Regions from separate parts of the Mus musculus genome. Here regions 1 and 3 are each linked to region 2. Evidence: chromatin contacts called from ENCODE POLR2A ChIA-PET data. All regions are on one chromosome and are shown on one strand. Each heading gives the region's core, a stretch centred on a gene start or an enhancer-like site at or near the end of the contact. The rest is flanking DNA. Distances are from core to core; before and after follow the strand shown.

The links. ChIA-PET counts read pairs that join two places held with the same protein, here RNA polymerase II (POLR2A).
Region 1: POLR2A ChIA-PET joins it to region 2 with 35 read pairs in embryonic stem cell. The contact joins the promoter of Kifc1 here to the promoter of Rps28 in region 2. POLR2A ChIA-PET finds 5 or more read pairs at or near these places in 3 of 5 experiments (Patski and embryonic stem cell).
Region 3: POLR2A ChIA-PET joins it to region 2 with 35 read pairs in Patski. The contact joins the promoter of Marchf2 here to the promoter of Rps28 in region 2. POLR2A ChIA-PET finds 5 or more read pairs at or near these places in 4 of 5 experiments (Patski and embryonic stem cell).

The regions. Positions count from the first base shown.
Region 1 is chr17:33,889,333-33,892,032 of GRCm38, reverse strand. It overlaps Kifc1 (kinesin family member C1), which reads left to right and starts at 1,400. Exons shown (of 11, transcript NM_001195298.1): 1 at 1,400-1,555. The coding sequence starts at 1,538.
Region 2 is chr17:33,823,195-33,825,939 of GRCm38, reverse strand. It overlaps Rps28 (ribosomal protein S28), which reads left to right and starts at 1,378. Exons shown (of 4, transcript NM_001355384.1): 1 at 1,378-1,506; 2 at 1,594-1,641; 3 at 2,610-2,745. The coding sequence starts at 1,468. The coding sequence ends at 2,732. It overlaps Ndufa7 (NADH:ubiquinone oxidoreductase subunit A7), which reads right to left and starts at 1,368. Exons shown (of 4, transcript NM_023202.4): 1 at 1,260-1,368; 2 at 290-339. The coding sequence starts at 1,310.
Region 3 is chr17:33,717,242-33,719,941 of GRCm38, reverse strand. Marchf2 (membrane associated ring-CH-type finger 2) reads left to right here and starts at 1,265. Exons shown (of 5, transcript NM_001252480.1): 1 at 1,265-1,396.

The DNA.
Region 1 (2,700 bases), core at 151-2,650, 66 kb before region 2:
TAATGAGATCTGGCGCCCTCTTCTGGAGTGTCTGAGGACAGCTACAGTGTACTTACATATAATAAATCTTTAAAAAAAAAAAGAAACTGCTGGGTGTGGTTGCGCACGCCTTTAATCCCAGCACTCGGGAGGCAGAGGCAGGCAGATTTCTGAGTTCGAGGCCAGCCTGGTCTACAGAGTGAGTTCCAGGACAGCCAGGGCTACACAGAGAAACCCTGTCTCAAAAAACCAAAAAAAAAAAAAAAAAAAAAAGAAACATACTATTTATTTATCCAGTTATGTATGTATGTATGTGTGTGTGTGTGTTTCTTTATTTATTTAAGACAGGGTCTCTCTACAGAGCCTGGCTGCCCTGGAATTTACTTTGTAGACCTGGTTGGCCTTGAACTCAAGAGATCTGTCTGCCTCTGCATTCTGAGTACTGGGAACTGGGATTAAAGGCGTGTGCCACCAAGCCTGGCTTCTAGTTTTGTTTTGATTTTTTAATCTAAAAGATTGTTTATTGACCTGGGCATGGTGGCACAGGGTAGCCCTAGCATCTCTGAGTTCAAGGCCAGCCTGTTCTACAAATAGAATTCCAAGACAGTCAGGGCTACACAGAGAAACCCAATCTCGAAAAAACAAAATAAATATATATGTAATTTATGTGTTTTATATATATATATATATATATATATATATATATGCTTATATATATAATACGTACTATTGGGTATTATTTATATGTGTAAAGATATATGTTTATGTATATAATACATATTGTTTATGTATAATATATAATATTGGAGGCAGGAGGGGCACAGAAAACTTTGTGGCGAATTAGTTCTCACCTTCCACATTATATGAGTTTCAGGGATAACCAGTTTGCTATCCTCCCGGCCCTACTCTAGATTTATGACTTTATTACATCTCCAGATATGGGTTCCACTTTTTCTTCTTTGAGGACAGGTCAGCGCCATCAACCAGCTTCCACTTTTCGGACCTGAGAAAGTGGACCAAGAGCGACCTCGGTGTAACAGTCTCCAGTCTACAGGGTTGGCGAGGAGGTGTGCAAGTTCAGCAGTATCCGCTAGGTGGCGCTCGCTCCGCCCCGACCCCGCTCAGGCACATGCGTATTGCCTCCCCCACGCCACTCCTCCACACAAGCGCACTTCTGACGCAACCAGAGACCTCAGGAAGCCGCGCTCGGCGCTCGGGAGGGGGAGAGGGAGAAAAGAGGAAGAGCGGATCCGGAAGTAGGATCCAAGGGGTCTAGTTCTGGTGCTCTAGCGGACTAGAAGAGTCGCGACTCAGGGGGCGTGGCCCCGGAGGCGGAGGGCACCGTGATTGGCTCGCGACCGCGGCGCCGGCGCGGATTGGCCTCTGCGGATTGAAGTGCGTTGACTGCGCGGAGGTTGAAATTCAAAAGTGGCGGGTGTGGCTGATTGGCCTGGCTCCTGGACAGCCTGGCTTCGGCGTTTTGCGGCGCGAGCCCTTGAGAGGACGCGGGTCTCATCGTCCTGCCTGCTGCCTTTGCACCCTTTCTGTGCGGACCACCATGGACGTGCAGGCGCAGGTGAGTGCGGCGGAGACGACCTCGCGCCAAGATCGGAGGACGCAGGCCGGCCGCCCGGAGACCCGCGTCCCGGGGACAGGTCGGGGCAAGCCGTCCTGCAGGGGAGGGTCGCACCGCCTCGCGCCCAGGACACCAGCGGCCGAGTCAGTGAGGGCAACACACACACACACACACACACACACACACACACACACACGGCGAGGTCCCAGGACAGTCGCAGCGACGTTGGCCCGCCATTCCAGTCGTGCAGGCGCGACCATCCCGTGTCCCTTATCCCCCTCCAGCATTTCCCATTTCGAATTCTCAAGCGGATTCGACATGTTTGTGCTTCTCAGTTCTTACAGATCGCCTTGTGGGAGAAGCGAGGGTTCTGAAAGAGGCCTTGTCGCTTGTCCGCAAAGTACCTTTCTTGCTGATGACCTGTTGTGTTGCTGCTGGATCGGGATAGAGGAAGGGGAGAGGAGAAATGGGGGCATCGGCCCAGAGGATCCTTATTCCCTCGCCTGCCTCTTCCTTTTGCTCATTTGGACTGCTGACTAGTTTATGGGGGTGCCCTTCTTCACCACAAGCATCTGAGGCGTATGTGTGTGGCAATTAATGGACTGATCTCTCTGGTGTCAGGAAAGACCGGCCTGCATTCTTTGTTTACCAGCATTTCAGTCTAGACTGACTCACAGTCGGTGTTCAGCTTGAAGAGACTTTCTGGTATACTCACAGCCAAAAGGGAGAGCACTGCACTGTGACAGGTGACAGTTAAAAAGTAAAATAGTTTTTCTCAGATTTGTTCCTGCAGTATTTGCCAAGCATCTTCTGGCCCTGCACAGCTGTACTTATGTAGGAGACAGGAGTCCTAGCTACCAGTGAGCTGACACTCCCTGGGGAGACAGACATAATACAATTTGTATCTCTATTGGGAGGGAGTGAAGGACAGTAAAGGTTCAAGCAGATGGAAGGGGAAGAAGAAAGCTAGGAGGAACAACATTAACTAAGGTATGGAGAGTTAAAACTGGAAGGAAGAGGTCTGTGGTGCAGTGCTAGGCGAGCATCCAAGAAACACCTGGGTCTATAGTCCCCTGAACCAAAAGCAACGAACCATCCTGAAGTCAGTTGTGCACCTGAGGTCACCTGTGTGGAGGCTCAGACCA
Region 2 (2,745 bases), core at 129-2,628:
CCCAATGAAGTTAAAAGTTAAATTTTTGCTTTCACAGCCTGACAAGAAAGATCTCTGCTCAATTCTCCAAGGAAAGTTCAAGAGAACAGCAAATTTAGGGTTGTTTTTTCACGTTTGTTTATTAGACAGGGGTTAACCTGGAACCCATCATGTAGATCAGGCAGGCCTTGAACTCAGAACTCAGCCTGCCTGTTTCCCGAGTGCTGGGATTAAAGACTGTACCACTATGGCCAGCCTTGGGTTTGGTGGAAGAATGTCAGGATGAAGGCAGCAAGCACGGCCTGCTCACCGCTTGGCGATCTCCTGGTAGCGCAGCTGTAGCTTCGCCTGCAGGTCTTGCTGTGGGAGGAGAGAAGAAGTCAGAAACTAGGGAACCCCAGGATAGGGTTAGCGAACAGAAGTAGCCAGTTAGGGTAAGTTTACAAGTCATGCATATGAAGAAAGGCAAGGGCATGGCTTACAAAACTTTAAGGCTAAGTTTCCAGCCTTTCCAAGATCTAACCTAAAAAGCCTTCCTTTTAAAGAAAATCTCCTCTGTATATGGGTCAATATACTAAACGTGCTTACCCTAACATTATGGGAATTCTCACCCAAACAGTTGCTTACTAAGCTCCAGTGCTAGATATACCTCCTTTCTTGGACCCTAAATTATCTCTCCTCTTATCCATCTCCAACCTCCCAGGAGCTGCAGAGATCTACAGCTTCCCTGACCTCTTTGTTTTCTTCCAAAATCTAAAAACTGGTCCTCAGCCTTCCAAAAACAGGGGCACAAGATTCCAAGCTGATAGCCGGGCGTGGTGGCGCATGCCTTTAATCCTAGTCGGGAGGCAGAGGCAGGCGGATTTATGAGTTCAAGGCCAGCCTGGTCTACAAAGTGAGTTCCAGGACAGCCAGGGCTACACAGAGAAACCCTGTCTCGAAAAAGAAAAACAAAAACAAAAACAAACAAACAAACAAAGATTCCAAGCTGATACGGGGGATGAGGAAACACCTGGTCTCACGTGGGAGACAAATGAGGCGAAGAGAGAAAGGGATAGGAAGAGGGGCGGGGCGGGGGGGAGCTAAAGCCAGGCAATCTAAGGCCAAGGAAATCCCAGTAACCCGGCCAAAAACATTTAGGACCTTGAGTCTGACTACTGGAGTCACAAATTCAGGGATCCTGGATTATCCACTGAACTAAGGAGATGTTAAGGGGGATAGGATTCAAGGGCGTACAGAACCCAAATCCTTCCCGGCCCGGATCGGAACAGCACACGCACCCCAGACGCCCAGTTCCGCAGCTTTTGGATAACGCGAGTAGCGGACGCCATATTCCTTCCGCTCCGAAGGACGCTGGTGACGACTCTGTCCCGAGGATTCCTGGGTACCGCGTGCGGTCTCGCGAGAGCGAAAGTGAGGCGTGGTCAGAGCCGACTATAAAAGGCATCCCCTGCTCACGTGACTCCTCTCCGCCAGATCGCCGCCATCATGGACACGAGTCGCGTGCAGCCCATCAAGCTGGCTAGGGTGAGGCGACTGCGGGTGTTTAGAAACCTGAATAAAGAGAGAAGAAAGCTGAACATGTCGAGCCTAACTTTCCCTTATTTCCTGTAGGTAACCAAAGTGCTGGGCAGGACCGGTTCGCAGGGACAGTGCACGCAGGTGAGTGATGGGAACATTCGGACCACTTCCTGGGGTCGGAGCGGAGTCCTCCCGAGTACCAGGATTATAACTGGATTTGGTGACGTTTAATTCTAGTAGCTAGGTTCAGGGAGGATATGACTTTGTAAGAAACGCGGATACCGTAGTAAGACTGCCTTTGAAAGCTTTGGTGGTTTTTTGTTGGGGGGGGGGGGGTGTTCTAGACAGGGTTTCTCTGTGTAACCCTGGCTGTCCTCGAACTGAGAAATCCGCCTGCCTCTGCTTCCCAAGTGCTGAGATTAAAGGCGCGGGCTACCACTGCCCAGCTAAAAGATTTGGTTTTTAAAGAGGTGGAGTTGGCGGGACCTGTGTGTCAGTAGTAGACTTGCTTACCATACAAAGAACCCGAAAAAACTTGAGTACTGAACTCAAAGCTAGTAATTAAAGATGTCTAAGGAAGTTCACTTGGAGTTCCAGTCAAGCTTAGGCTACAAAATGATCCAGTACCGAAAAAACCTGGGCCACTGTTGATAGTGTGCTTGCCTCGGTCCACCACATAGAACAAGAACGGTAGGGCATCTCACCTACTCCAGGAGACAGACAAGCCTAGGCTAAAGATGCCCTGACCGTTCGTTCCCCTGGCTTATACCCAGGTCTCCCATCACAGCTAATTAAGAAACTAAGGTAGGGGGACCCGTAGATCAGGGCCAGCCTGAAGTAAGTTGGAGGCACCCAGATAAAATTGTAAGTGGGGAGGGTGTTGTAATTCCAGAAGGATCACAGGATTTCAAGGTCAGATCAGGCTACAGAGACCCTATCATGTGAGTGATTCAATGCCTTTGGTCTGGCAAATGAGACCTTAAGAGTAACAAATGCTTGTAACTGCTGAACCATCTGACCTGACCAGCCCCTGTCCCAGGCTCTGGTCCATATTACCTTTCCACCCCACTAGTAAGTAGCAGCATTTAACTCTTGTATTGGGCTTGTAGGTGCGAGTGGAATTCATGGATGACACCAGCCGCTCTATCATCCGAAATGTCAAAGGCCCCGTTCGAGAGGGTGACGTGCTCACCCTATTGGAGTCAGAAAGAGAAGCTCGAAGGTTGCGTTAATCTTGCAGCTGGT
Region 3 (2,700 bases), core at 16-2,515, 110 kb after region 2:
TCATACTAATAACGTGGGGCTGTGGTGGCATATGCCTATAATCTTACGCTTGTGAGGGTGAGGCAGGACCTGGGCTACACAGTAAGACCTGTCTCTAACAAATAAGCAAACACAATGATTAAAAACCGCTAATGTTTGTCTCACAATATTTATATTAGTTAATGTGTCCCCAGGGTCTTGCACATGCCTGGACCATAATAATGCTTCCTACAGAATTTTGATCTTTTTGGTTTTCCTTCATATGGTTGGCCTTGCTTTCTGTGTAGTTGAGGGTGACCTTGAACTTCCTGGGTGCTGGGATTATAGGCATGTATGACCAAGCCCAGGGCTTTGTGTATGCTAGGCAAGTACTGCTAAGTGTTCTCTCACTGAAACCAGTGCTAGATTGGCAGACAGCAAACCCCAGCCATCTTCCTGTTTACACCATCTACAGCACTGAGGTTACAGGAGTTCGAGGCCCTATTCAGCTCTTTTATGTGGATGCTGGGGATTTTAACTCAGATCCTCATGTTTGCCATGCAAGAGCTCTTGCCCGCTGATCTATCTCAACAGCTCTTTCTACCATCTGTTGCTCCATTTTTTGAATGTATGTCTTGCTTGAATAATTGATGAGTAAATGATGATGGCTTTAGTTTCCTCCACAGAACTCTAACCCCTTTGGGCGGATTTCCTTCTGCAAAATGTGATCATAGCCACCCTAGGATTGGTAAGTGTGATAAAAATGTAGCTCAGTTCACACTGTTTGTGCCTAGCACGGAAGAAAAACTTCATTCCATTCTAGCTCCCGATAGAACTGGGAAGGTGGAGGCCAGAGGATCAGAGAGGTTATCCTTGGCTACAGAGTGAGTACGAGGTTAGCCTGATCTACATTAAAACTGTCTTTAAAAAACACAACAAACAAACAAACAAACAAACAAACAAACAAACAAACGGGGGCCGGGGGGAGCGGAGAAGAAGGCGGAAAGAAGTTATTTGGCAAGTGTGAAGTTGTTTACTTAAGCTCGCCTTTGTTCTGCTCCAGGCTCTGGCAGCAAGTCTACAGCCAGAGATTGGGATGGGGGAGGAGCTGGGATGAGGCGGGGTCCATTTTGGGGGTGGAGCCAGAACGCAGCAGGGGCGGAGTCAGAAGCTGCGGCGCCGCGGGGCCTGGACCGCCCAGGACGTCCCGTATTTTGAAGGCCCCACCTTCTTGGGCGGGGCGTGTATGCTGATTGGCAGATGATACTCAGAGGCAGTCTTCATTGGTTCGCCGTGCTGTCTGCTCGGCGGGCGGTGCCCGGACGCAGGTGCTCGCCGGAGCCGGAGCAAGCCGCTGCTGACGGGCCGGGCCGGGCCGGGACCCGGGCCAGGGAGAACCGAGGGGCCTGCGCGGTCGCCCGGCCCGGCCGCGGAACAGGTAGGCACGGAACAGCGAATGGGCCTGACCCGAGTATGTAGGCAGGTTTCCCAGGTTCCGGGTTCGAGCCTCCGGCTGAGTACTCGAGCGGGACAGATAGGGCGCTACCCTTGGCCTTACTTAGCCCTGCTCAGGACGCAGGCACCTCAATTATCATTTCAAGGTTGGTGAGAGGTCTCCGAGCCTCGCCACGCAGGAGAAACCTCTGTGAGCCTCGGTTTCCCCATCTAGGAAAAGTGGGTCATCTCGGAGCCAACATGATTTAGGAAATGGCTGATGAGAAAAGCGCCTGGCATACAGTAGGAGGTCAATAAGTGACTAATGTCACTCTGAAACCCTCTTCATAACGGTTCTGTTTGGGTGATTATTAACATTATAAAGAGTTGGGGCGCTTCACAAAAAGCTACTCAGTGCACTGTACTGAAAATGTTGTTTTTCAAACAGTAGTCAGGGACTGCCAAGATAGCTCAGCTGGTCAAGGTGCTTGTTGTCTGAGTTCAGTCTTGAGGTCTCATATGGTGAAAGAAAAACTGACAACAGAAAGTTGTCATTTGGACTCCATAGACACACCCTTGCATGAATATACACCACATACATATGCAAAAATACAAGCAAAATAAATATAATTGAAAACACTTTTTTTGTTTTGTTTTGTTTTTCGAGACAGGGTTTCTCTGTATAGCCCTGGCTGTCCTGGAACTCACTTTGTAGACCAGGCTAGCCTCGAACTCAGAAATCCGCCTGCCTCTGCCTCCCGAGTGCCAGGATTAAAGGTGTGCGCCACCATGCCTGGGGAAAACACTTTTAAAAAAACTCTGTAGTCAGAATTAATGTGGTTAGTGGGAAACATACTAGGTAGAAGTATTAAAAGTAATTCCTTTCATCTAAATGAGTAAATTGAAGTTCAGGGAAGTTAAAGCTGTTGCCCAAGGCCATACAGCAAATAGGAAGTAGAGCTTCTGGGATTAGAACTTAGTTTCTGGACTGGGGGTCTAGCTCAGTACTTGCCTAGCATGCACTAGGCCCTTGTTTTATCTCAGTACTGCCAAGAAAAACAACACACACACACACACACACACACACACACCCTAAAGTAAGAAAGAGATGGATGAGGCCCAGAAAAGCAAATTAACTTGAATCAAGACATACAGTATCAGTGACAGAGGCAGAATAAAGTGCCTAGGGCATGGAGCATGGTGGTACAGGCCTGTTAGGTCAGGTGCTCTGGAGGCTGAGGCAGGAAGACTTCAAGGTTCCGCTGGGTTATTTAGTGTAACTTTGGTATTGTTTAGTTCTTTTATTTT